Linked DNA regions of Homo sapiens: region 1 is linked to region 2. A link is a loop called in an ENCODE intact Hi-C map of the cell type or tissue named here. Cell type or tissue: GM12878. All regions are shown on one strand.

What was found. Peaks named below come from ENCODE experiments on the same cell type or tissue, not always from the same donor. Only the 100,000 strongest peaks of a DNase experiment are listed, where the experiment ranks them.
Region 1: it touches region 2 in a loop (5-fold over the local background); 1 of 110 quality-filtered maps calls a loop at or near these places.

The regions. Positions count from the first base shown.
Region 1 is chr2:132,976,118-132,981,117 of GRCh38, reverse strand. The region is part of intron 7 of NCKAP5 (NCK associated protein 5); the gene reads left to right. Among named protein-coding and RNA genes, the nearest start is that of NCKAP5-AS1, 63 kb to the right of the region's middle. In GM12878, no CTCF peak of the experiment used is centred here; DNase peaks (open chromatin) are centred at 1,226 and 2,057.
Region 2 is chr2:132,898,726-132,903,725 of GRCh38, reverse strand. All of the region lies in intron 8 of NCKAP5 (NCK associated protein 5), which reads left to right. Among named protein-coding and RNA genes, the nearest start is that of NCKAP5-AS1, 14 kb to the left of the region's middle. In GM12878, no CTCF peak of the experiment used is centred here; no DNase peak of the experiment used is centred here.

The DNA.
Region 1 (5,000 bases), 77 kb before region 2:
ACAGGTGCTTTTTTCTGTGTTTTATTTGGTAGGTTTCCCACCTCAGCCCCTAATAAATTTTGTTCCACATTAAATTAATAAATTAGCACAGGAAACTCATTTCTCCCCATTAAGGCCAAGCCTATCCCTTGTTCTGTATTAATAAGCTTCTGCTATAAGTGGTCACCTGAATACAATTCCTTTCCTGCTACAACCTTTTTTATTGTACTTATAAAAATAATTTATAAACATACCCTTAAGATATAAAATAGGCTATATTTCTCTTGGGTCACTGTATTTAATTATTCTAACCCTACTGTTATTGTATTTTTCTTTTCTGTGCATTTTTATTACCTTTTTTTTTCTTCTGAGCTTTTGAACATCACCACTGGGGGACTGGTAGTGAAAATTGACACAGTAATAATAAAGTGTTTTACAGTTTACAGGGTACTCTTGCAGCATCATCTCATTTGAACCTCACATTAACCTTTTGAAATAGAAAGGGCAGAAAGTGCAAGTTCATCTCTCTGGTGAAGAACCTGTTTGACACAGGCAGTTGACTTTTTCAGGTCATACAGTGAGTCAGGCTGGGAGTGGACTTGATCTTTTGATTCCAAGTCCCATATCTTGCAAGCATGGCATTAATTACTTTCTACACCAGTGACTCTCAAATTTGGCTGTGCCTTGGAATCATCCGGAGAGTTAAAAACAAAACAAAACAAAAAAACACTAATGTGCTGGTTCCACCCTAAGGATTTAATGGGTCTGGGGTGTGGCCTGGGCATGAGGATTTTTTAAATTTCCGCAGGCCTATTCTAATATGAAGCCTGGGTTAAGAATCATTGCGGGCTGGGTGCAGTGGCTCACACCTGTAATCCCAGCAATTTGGGAGGCTGAGGCAGGCAGATTAGTTGAGTCCAGGAGTTCCAGACCAGCCTGGGCAACATGGTGAAACTCCGTCTCTACAAAAAAATATAAAAAATTAGCTGGGTATAGTGGTGCATGCCTGTAGTCCCAGCTACCTGGGAGGCTGAGGTGGGAGTATCACCTGAGCCTGGGAGGTCCAGGCTGGAGTGAGCCATGATGGCCCCACTGTACTACAGTCTGGGCGACAGAGACCCTGTCTCAAAAAAAAAAAAAAAGAAAAAGAAAAAGAAAAAGAAAAAAAAAATCATTGTACTGCAAGGCTTGGCTGATTTTTCTTGCTCACTATGTGAAAGCTTCCTGTGGCTGTGGTCTCATGGCTGTGATCTCATTTTCACTAACCCAACACCAGCCTCTACTGTAGAGTGGCCAGCCTATGCATTCTGCATAGGAGACATGCAAAGCTTCTGGAGAAGATGGGAGTCGAGTTGGTCTTTGAAGGAGTAAAATTCAGATAAATGGGAGTATCCTTTGGTCTGTGGGTTCTCTGATGAGAGACAGCAGAGGGTTATGGGCACTGTGATGCAAGAAAGCAGAGGACTATGGGTATTCTGGTGAGAGGAAGCAGAGAATGTTGGATAAGTTTAAAGCCTTCAGAGGCCAACAGCCTAGATTCAGATCATCACTGAGCAGCCACTCACAAGCGGCCTGATGTTTGGGGAATTACTTAACCTCTCGGGGCTCTGAGGAGTTCCCAGAAATGTTTGAAGCATGGGTTGGTAGGAAGCTCGTTGCTGGGGAGGAAGTAGGCATGGGGCAGCAAGGTCAGTGGGTCACTCAGAAAAGTGACTAGGGCATGGGGTGGGCCCTGTTCAGACACCCTAGACTGGACTGGGTGGGTGAGAAATAGCAGAGGTGTCTGAAGAAGCAGAGTGTGGAGGAAAACCCTGCTGCTGGAAAAACCTTCCTAGAAATAGAAAATCATTTCATCTGCATTAGTGGGAGGACATTATGGCCTAAATGAAAAAAAAGACAGGACTCTAAATTCGCCTTAGTTAGTGGTGCCTGCTAACTGAGCTTGAGGCCTATTTTCCTTTATTAAAAGTTGAACAATTAGCAAGTGTTAGAGAGTTACGAAACTGAGACTTTTTTCTTGACATGATGACAGGCCCTGGAAATTCAGTGGAAGCTTGGCAGAGAGGATGTGGGCAGCGAGGCCGCAGGGCTGATTCTCACAGTGAACCCTTCTCAGCCCCACAAGTTCAAAGCCTTACGTGTAGAGCTGAGTTTCTAGAGTGGCCCAAACCATAATTGCTTCTGACTCTCCCATCAGTGTCTGGCATAATCTTTGACACACAGGACTGCTAAGTTTGCTGGGTTGAAAGAGACACGGAGAACCAGGCAGCATCCTTACAGCTTAGTGGGAGTTATTGCCAGAATGCTTCAGGGTTGTTGTGGGCAGAAGTCTATAAAGTGATCATCCAGGATCTTAGAGACGAGGACCGCTTCAGAGAGGTTGGATAATCTCACATTTATTCGTGTAGCCAAGACCACAGGCCATGTTTCCCGACTATTGTCATGTTGATGTGCACCATGTGGCCAGCTTCTGTCTGGTTTCTAAGGAAAGAGCTGTAGTGTGACACAGGCGGGTCAGTCACCATGTGGGGTGATCAGGATGGTCAGCAAGTCTTAGGTGCTCAGGAGGAGGAATAGAAGACAAGACAGGTAATTTGAAGTCACTGACTCTCAGAGCTAAATATTACCTCCAGCATCCAACCACCTCATTTTGCCTATGAGGAAATGATGTCACAGATGTCCCAGTAGCTTTACCAAAGTCATACCACCTACGAGTGGCAGACCTGGAACCAGCATCCAGCTCAGTGGATGCTCAGTTTTCTACTTTCCCCTCCCTATGATTGTGGCAACAGAAGATGTACTTGGTTGCCTAACACTAAGATGGCTACTGGTGAAATCTAGAAGACTATTTATTTGGATTAATTTGGAAGAGCTTTTCCGGGAGAGCCATTTGTCATGGGAACCACAGCTTGGCCAGTTTATTATTCTTTAAACACAGAGATTTTGCATGAAGAAACTGGTTACCCAGGTTTTGGATGCACTTTTCTGTTGCTTTTTCACATACATATTCTGACTTTTCTAATTGCCTTTGAGGATCATACTTATTTCCTGTTAATTTGTCTAAATTTCCTTTCCTCTCTCACCAAGATGAATCATCTGGCAGGATTACAGCTGTCTTCGCCAAGTAGCTCTTTGCTTCTCTACTCCCACTGAGGCTGTGAGTGGTTTGTCAGAATGTACATCCCACTATGTGACAAAGAAGCACCTCAAGTGATAGCTTCCTGCCACTTTGAGGGGTTAGGGATAAAAATAATAGTTTTAATGTCGAAAAGTATACCAGGACAGTATTACTAGCAAAAATGTCTTCAGTACAAATCCTCAAGCAATTCAGCCCTACCCTATGCACTGAGTTTTGCCTGACTAGAGACAGCAGGTACTAGAAGAAGTGTAGTCTTCTTGCTTTATCCTTAAGTTCCATTTAGGTGCAAATAGGTGGAGCTTCTCTCTTTTCTGACATGAGCTCCCAAGAGAATTAACTATGTAATTTATGTCTGACTTTCAAAAGTAGTATAGTTAATGCATCTTATTCGAGCTCTTCTTTTAGGTAACCCCTGGTTGGAAGAAGGTGGGAGGAATAGAGTACCTTGATTGGGAGTTAGTCTTTGAGTCACCAGAAATTCCCAGGGTGTCTTAGGGAAGACAACTATTTATGGCTTAAAAGTTGATTTGCTCCTATGTGAGAAGATGCATGTGGCAGGGGGTGTCAGTTAAAGGATAAGCGTGCAAAATCTCATTTTCTAAGAGAGAAAATCAATTTAGTGGTGCTTTTATCTTCTGTGCAAATATCCTATTGGTTTTTTGCTTTATGTCTATGGTGCCAAAATACTTGTTTAAAAAATGTTTTCTGTTGAAAGTACTTAAGAATAGTTAAGTAGTTCAGCAGTACTCTCACTCCCAGTGTCATCAGAGGTAAAGCATCAGCATATTCACCAGCATTGGACATTTGCTGAATGCCTTCTGTGTTGTGCAGTGTGTGGTGATAGGGATGTGATATAGAAAACATTATTCCTGCCCCTGAGAGTCTTACATTATAATTGTGACCTGTTGAATTGCATACAGTATCTACTTACTGAACTTGGACTGAGAAGTTCCCTTCTCCATAGGAGCTATGTATTATTATTATCATTGTTATTTCATTTAAACACTGAAAGAATTCTTTCTTTATAGAAGCAGTTGCTTTTTAATCAGTTCATTTTAATAAGCTTAGAAGATATATAACTATTTATTTGCCAGCAATTGCCACACACACACAAAAATGATATGATATTGACCGTGTTTTCTGAAACAAAAATTTGAGCACCTCGGTCATCTAGAGAACAGAGATAGAATTTTTTTTATTTTGTTTTAGAATTTTTACTTGAAAAAATAAAATTGTATATATATTATATATAACATGATGCTTTAATTATACACACATTGTGAATGGCTAGATCAAGCTAATTAACATATGCATTACCTCACATACTTATCATTTCTTGTGGTGAGAACACTTAAAATCTATGCCTTTGGCAATTTTCAAGTATACATTGTTAAGTATACTTACTCTTTCTTCTTCTTTTTTTTTTTTTTTTTTTTGAGATGGAGTCTCGCTCTGTCACCCAGGCTGGAGTGCAGTGGCGCCATCTCAGCTCACTGCAACCTCCGACTCCCAGGTTCAAGCAATTCTCCTGCTTCAGCCTCCCGAGTAGCTGGGATTACAGGTGTGTGCCACCATGCCCGGCTAATTTTCTGTATTTTCAGTAGAGATGGGGTTTCACCATGTTGGCCAAGCTGGTCTTGAACTCCTGACCTCATGATCCACCCGCCTTGGCCTCCCAAAGTGCTGGGATTACAGATGTGAGCTACTGCATCTGGTCTCCTATCTGAATGAAATTTTGTATCCCTTGACCAGTATCTCCTCAACCGCTGCTTCCACCCAAACCCTTACTAAGTGCTAGTCTACTCTCTGATTCTGAGTTCATCTTCTTTAGATTCCATAGGTAGTTGAGATCATGTGATATTTGTCTTTCTGTACCTGGCTT
Region 2 (5,000 bases):
GTTTCTTACTCTCAAAACCCTCCAAAAGATAGACATTATTTGCTTATCTGAATGTACATATACCACACATTCTGTTTCCCCTGTGACATGAAAATAATAGATGTCTGATGTATTTACCTGACAAGGATATTGTGAGGATAAATTGAGATAAACATGAAAGCATGATTTAGAAGGAAAGGAAGTGATACAAATATGAGTTGAGGTCTGTCAACATACATTTGTCACATCAACACATTAAATAATTTTCAGTGACTATCAGACACGGGCCTGTGCCTCAGATTAAATGATAATGCTTATTAAAAACTAGTTAATAAAGTTAAAACTATGTAAGTCACCCTCTAAAATAGTACTATCCAATAGAACTTTCTGCAGTGTTGGAAATGTTCTCTATCTGTGCTGTCCAGCATGGTAGCCATTTAACCAAAATGGTAGCCATTTAGCCAAACAAGGCTATTGATCATTTGAAATGTGTCTGGTGGGACTGAGGAACTGCATTTTTGGTTTAAATTAATGTTAGTTAATTTATGAGTAGCCCATGTGGCAAGGGGGGTGGGAGCTGCAGCTCTACAAGGTGGCATCACTTTAGACTAGGCATCTTCTTCAGTGCTCTCCATGCATTATCCCATGTGACCCTCACAACAACCTGTGATCCAGGTACTGTTTTTACTCTCATTTTATAGATTGGGAAACTGAATGGTAAAGAGGCAAGTGACCCAGGGTGAGGGTGTCGATAAGCTGTGGAATCAGAATTCACACCTACATAAGTGGATGCCAAAGCCACCTCTCCTATCAGTTACTCTGCACTGCCTCCTACATGACACAGGACTGGGCATGTGGCAGTCACATCTGGCGGAAGTGACAAACTACATAGGAAGTCAGTAATATTATGGGGATGAGCAAGAGGAAAACTGTGTTGTTCATCCTTTGTGAATCCCTGTGCATCTAATGTGTTAAGTCCCCTTCACATGATGAATTCCCCATCAATGTCCACCAGCCATGAGAGCAGCTTCTTGGTAAGACATCACAAAGAGGCCTCACGGCGATTCTTTTGTTAAGTTGCTGACTTTCTCTTCAATCAAGCCTTTTATGCTGAAAACTATCTTACAGCCAAGATTCCAGACTGCACACAAGTGAGAAGGCAAATTTGCTAAGTACATTTGAAATACCTGGGCAGCTTTTAATGTACTCTACAGGATGTGACAAACGAGTATCTGTGTAAATCAATAAACCCTTCTGTGAAAGGACTAATGGTTTTATGTGAATAGCAAGGCAACACACGTGGAAACCAGTACTCTTGTTTCCTGTCAGTATTTTTAAAGTTCACTGTCATAACTCTGTTCCCCTTGACCTTTATCAGTGATACCTACCAGAGATTTGTGTTGCTAGTTGAGTTTTAACTGGACACCTCAGCTATCAACCGTCTTTCCCTTTTCCCTTGGTGTCTGATAAATGCCTTCTTTACACCTTCTGCTGTCCTGGATTTCTCATTTTTTAACTATGCTGTGATTGTTCTTTGAATAATAATTGACTTTCTCAGATTTAAGAATACTTCATTCCAGTACAGACAAATGGAGATTAAATACAGATTTCTCTTTACTTTGGTGCTGTAAAATCGGGTTTATTATCATGGTGATTCACAGTAATAATTGCTTCTGTATATGAATATTGATAAGTGGAAAAACCAATATGCACAGAAATTCAGGAATCTTCAAATGCTGTGAAACTAGTAGCACAAAAGCTAATAGAAAATGAGAACCTTTGGTTTTCAAAAGCAAAATGCATGTCAACTAGAAGTTTGAATAAGTCTTATCTGTGCCCTCAAACACACAAAGATGATGTAATATGATTAGGGATGAAAACATGTACTGTACTAGCATTTGCAAATTGGAACCAGACCCTTCTAAGTTCCTGGTGTATCTTTACATGCAATTAATGCACAGTGCAACACTGCCTTTTGCTCTTTTAAATAAATTCTTTCTATAGTCCTATCTTGATAATCCCCCAAAATCTTCATCTTTAAAAGTTAACAATTCTAGGACATTAAAATATGAAGAGCTATTTTTAAGGGATTTTAAGTATTTTTTCATACTGACACAAATATATTCTGTTGACACAATCTTATTTTATTTACAGCATTGTTTACTTAATGCGTTTCCACCCATGGGTGAAACGTTTAATCAGGTTGCATTGTGGGTATTATTTTGCTAATTAGCATCCAAATGTGGGACCAGCTTCTATAAAGTTCAACCTTAAAGTGAGCAGTGTCTCCTCGGGTTTAAAAAGACAATTCCAATTCTATGGAGTGGTAACCACGATCACACTAGAGCAGTTGTCTGATTAATTACAGTGGTGTGAATTTGGTCATGTTTTCAAGATGATGTTCCCTCCAGAGCAATTGACTAGATAATTGTGTTCTTGCTACCACAAAACCTAAGTGGAACTCAGCAGATGTGAGTTCTGAGCCTGGAGCTGACTCAACCTGTCACCACTTACCTGAACAAAGGGAATATGCTCTGCAAAGTTTGTCTCTCCCAATAATTGGGCACAGATTCTACCACTTTGAGGAATAAAATTGATTCACTTAATACCAAATCTGTCAGAACAAGTGATCGAAACAATCAGTGTAATGGGTAGAAGGGCAGAAAAGCAAAAAGTAGAGATGTAACTTTCTTGTTTGTAAAATAGACTCTGGGTTGAGTGAAGTTGAGATCTCTTCCAGTTCTGGTGTTCTTTTTTTTTTTTTTTTTTCTTTTTTTTTTTGAGACAGAGTCTTGCTCTGTCACCCGGTCTGGAGTGCAGTGACATGATCTCAGCTCGCTGCAGCCTCCACCTCCACCTCCTGGGTTCACGCGATTCTCCTGACTCAGCCTCCCAAGTAGCTGGGATTACAGGTGCCTGCCACCATGCCTGGCTAATTTTTGTATTTTTAGTAGAGAGGAGGTTTCACATGTTGGCCAGGCTGGTCTCAATCTGGTGTTCTTGTGTCTAATAACAAAAGATAAATTACAGTCACTGGGTAAGAGTCATTATTTACATTTCTGGGCTACAGTCTGTTAATAACAGTAGTTTTCATAACAGTTTTCATACTCTATAAAATTATGTGGTTGGACTTGATACCTCAAACCCTTCTAATTCTAAAAATGTAGAAAATTTATTCATGAAGTTGAAAGTGCCATGCCAGTATAGATCTGATGTCATTGATGTATGTGTGTATATATGAATATGTACAATAATTCATATGTGTATGTGTGTGTTTGTGTGTGTGTGGTTGTATGTGTATCTCTCACACAGGACATTTAGCCATGTCTAGAGACATCTTTATTATCAAAACTAGGTGAAGGGGATGCTACTAGTACAGGCATAACCTCATTTTACTGTGCTTTGTGAATATTGCATTTTTTTCACAGGTTGAGGGTTTGCGGCAACCCTGCATAGAGCAAGTCTGTTGGTACCATTTTTCCAATAGCATGTGCTCACTTTGTGTCTCCTTTTCACATTTTTATAATCTCACAAGATTTTAAACATTTTCATTATTATTACAGCTGTTATGGTAATCTGTGATCAGTGTTCTTTGATGTGACATACTTAATTGTTTTGGGGCACCATGAAGCACACCTATATAAGGTGCACATGGTACCTGTTGCATGTGTTCTGAGTGCACCACCAACTGGCCTTTCTGCTGTCTCCTTTGCTCTCCTTGGGCCATGTATTTCCTGAGACACAACAGTAATGAAATTGGGCCAATTATTCAACCTACACTGCTTGTAAGTATTCAAGTAAAAGGAAGAGGAACATGTCTCTCACTTAATTTTTTTTTCATTGTTTGTTTGTTTTTGTTTGTTTGTTTGTTTGAGATGGAGTCTCACTTTTTCACCCAGGCTGGAATGTAGTGGCTCAATCCCAGCTCACTGCAGCCTCCATCTCCTGGGTTCAAGCGATTCTCATGCCTCAGGCTCCCGAGTAGCTGGGATTACAGGTGTGTGACACCACAATGCTTAATTTTTTGTATTTTTAGTAGAGATGGTGTTTTACCATGTTGGTCAGGCTGGTCTCGAATTCATGACCTCCAGTGATCTGCCCGCTTCGGCCTTCCAAAGTGCTGAGATTATAGGCATGAGCCACTGTGCTCGGCCCATGTCTTTCACTTTAAATCAAAAGCTAGAAATGATTAAGCTTAGTGAGGAAGACATGTCAAAAGCCAAGACAGGCTGAAAGCCGGGCCTCATGCCCCAAACAGCCAAGTTGTGAGTACAAAGGAATAGTTGTTGAAGGAATTTAACAGTGGTACTCCAGTGAATGCATGAATGATGAGAAAGCAAAACAGCCTTATGGCTATTATGGAGAAAGTTTCAGTGGCCTGGATAGAAGACTAAACCAGCCACGACATTCCCTTAAGCCAAAACCTAATCCAGAGCAAGGTACTAACTCTTCAATTCTATGAAGGCTGAGAGAGGTTAGGAAGTTGCAGAAGAAAAGTCTGAAGCTAGTAGAGGGTAGTTCATGAGGTTTAGGGAAAGAAGGTGTCACCATAACATGAAAGTGCAAGGTGAAACAACCACTGCTTCATGTAAAGATGTAAAGCTGCAACAAGTTATTTAGAAGATCTAGTTCAAATAATGGATGAAAGCTACTACACTAAACAACAGATTTTTTGATGTAGGGGTCAATCTTATATTGGAAGAAGAGGCCATCTAGGATTTTCATAGCTAGAGAGGAGAAGTCAATGCCCGCCATCAAAGCTTTAAAGGACAGGCTGACTCTCTTGTTAGGCACTAATGCAGCTGGTGACTTTAAGTTGAAGCCAATGCTCATATACCATTTGAAAAATCCTATGGCCCTTAACAATTATGCTAAACATACTCTGCCTGTCCTCTGTAAATGGTACAACCAAGTCTGGGTGACAACATATGTGTTTACAGCATGGTTCACAGAATATTTTACTAATAAGTCTACTTTTGAGAGTCTACTCCTCAGAAGAAAATATCCCTTTCCAAATATTA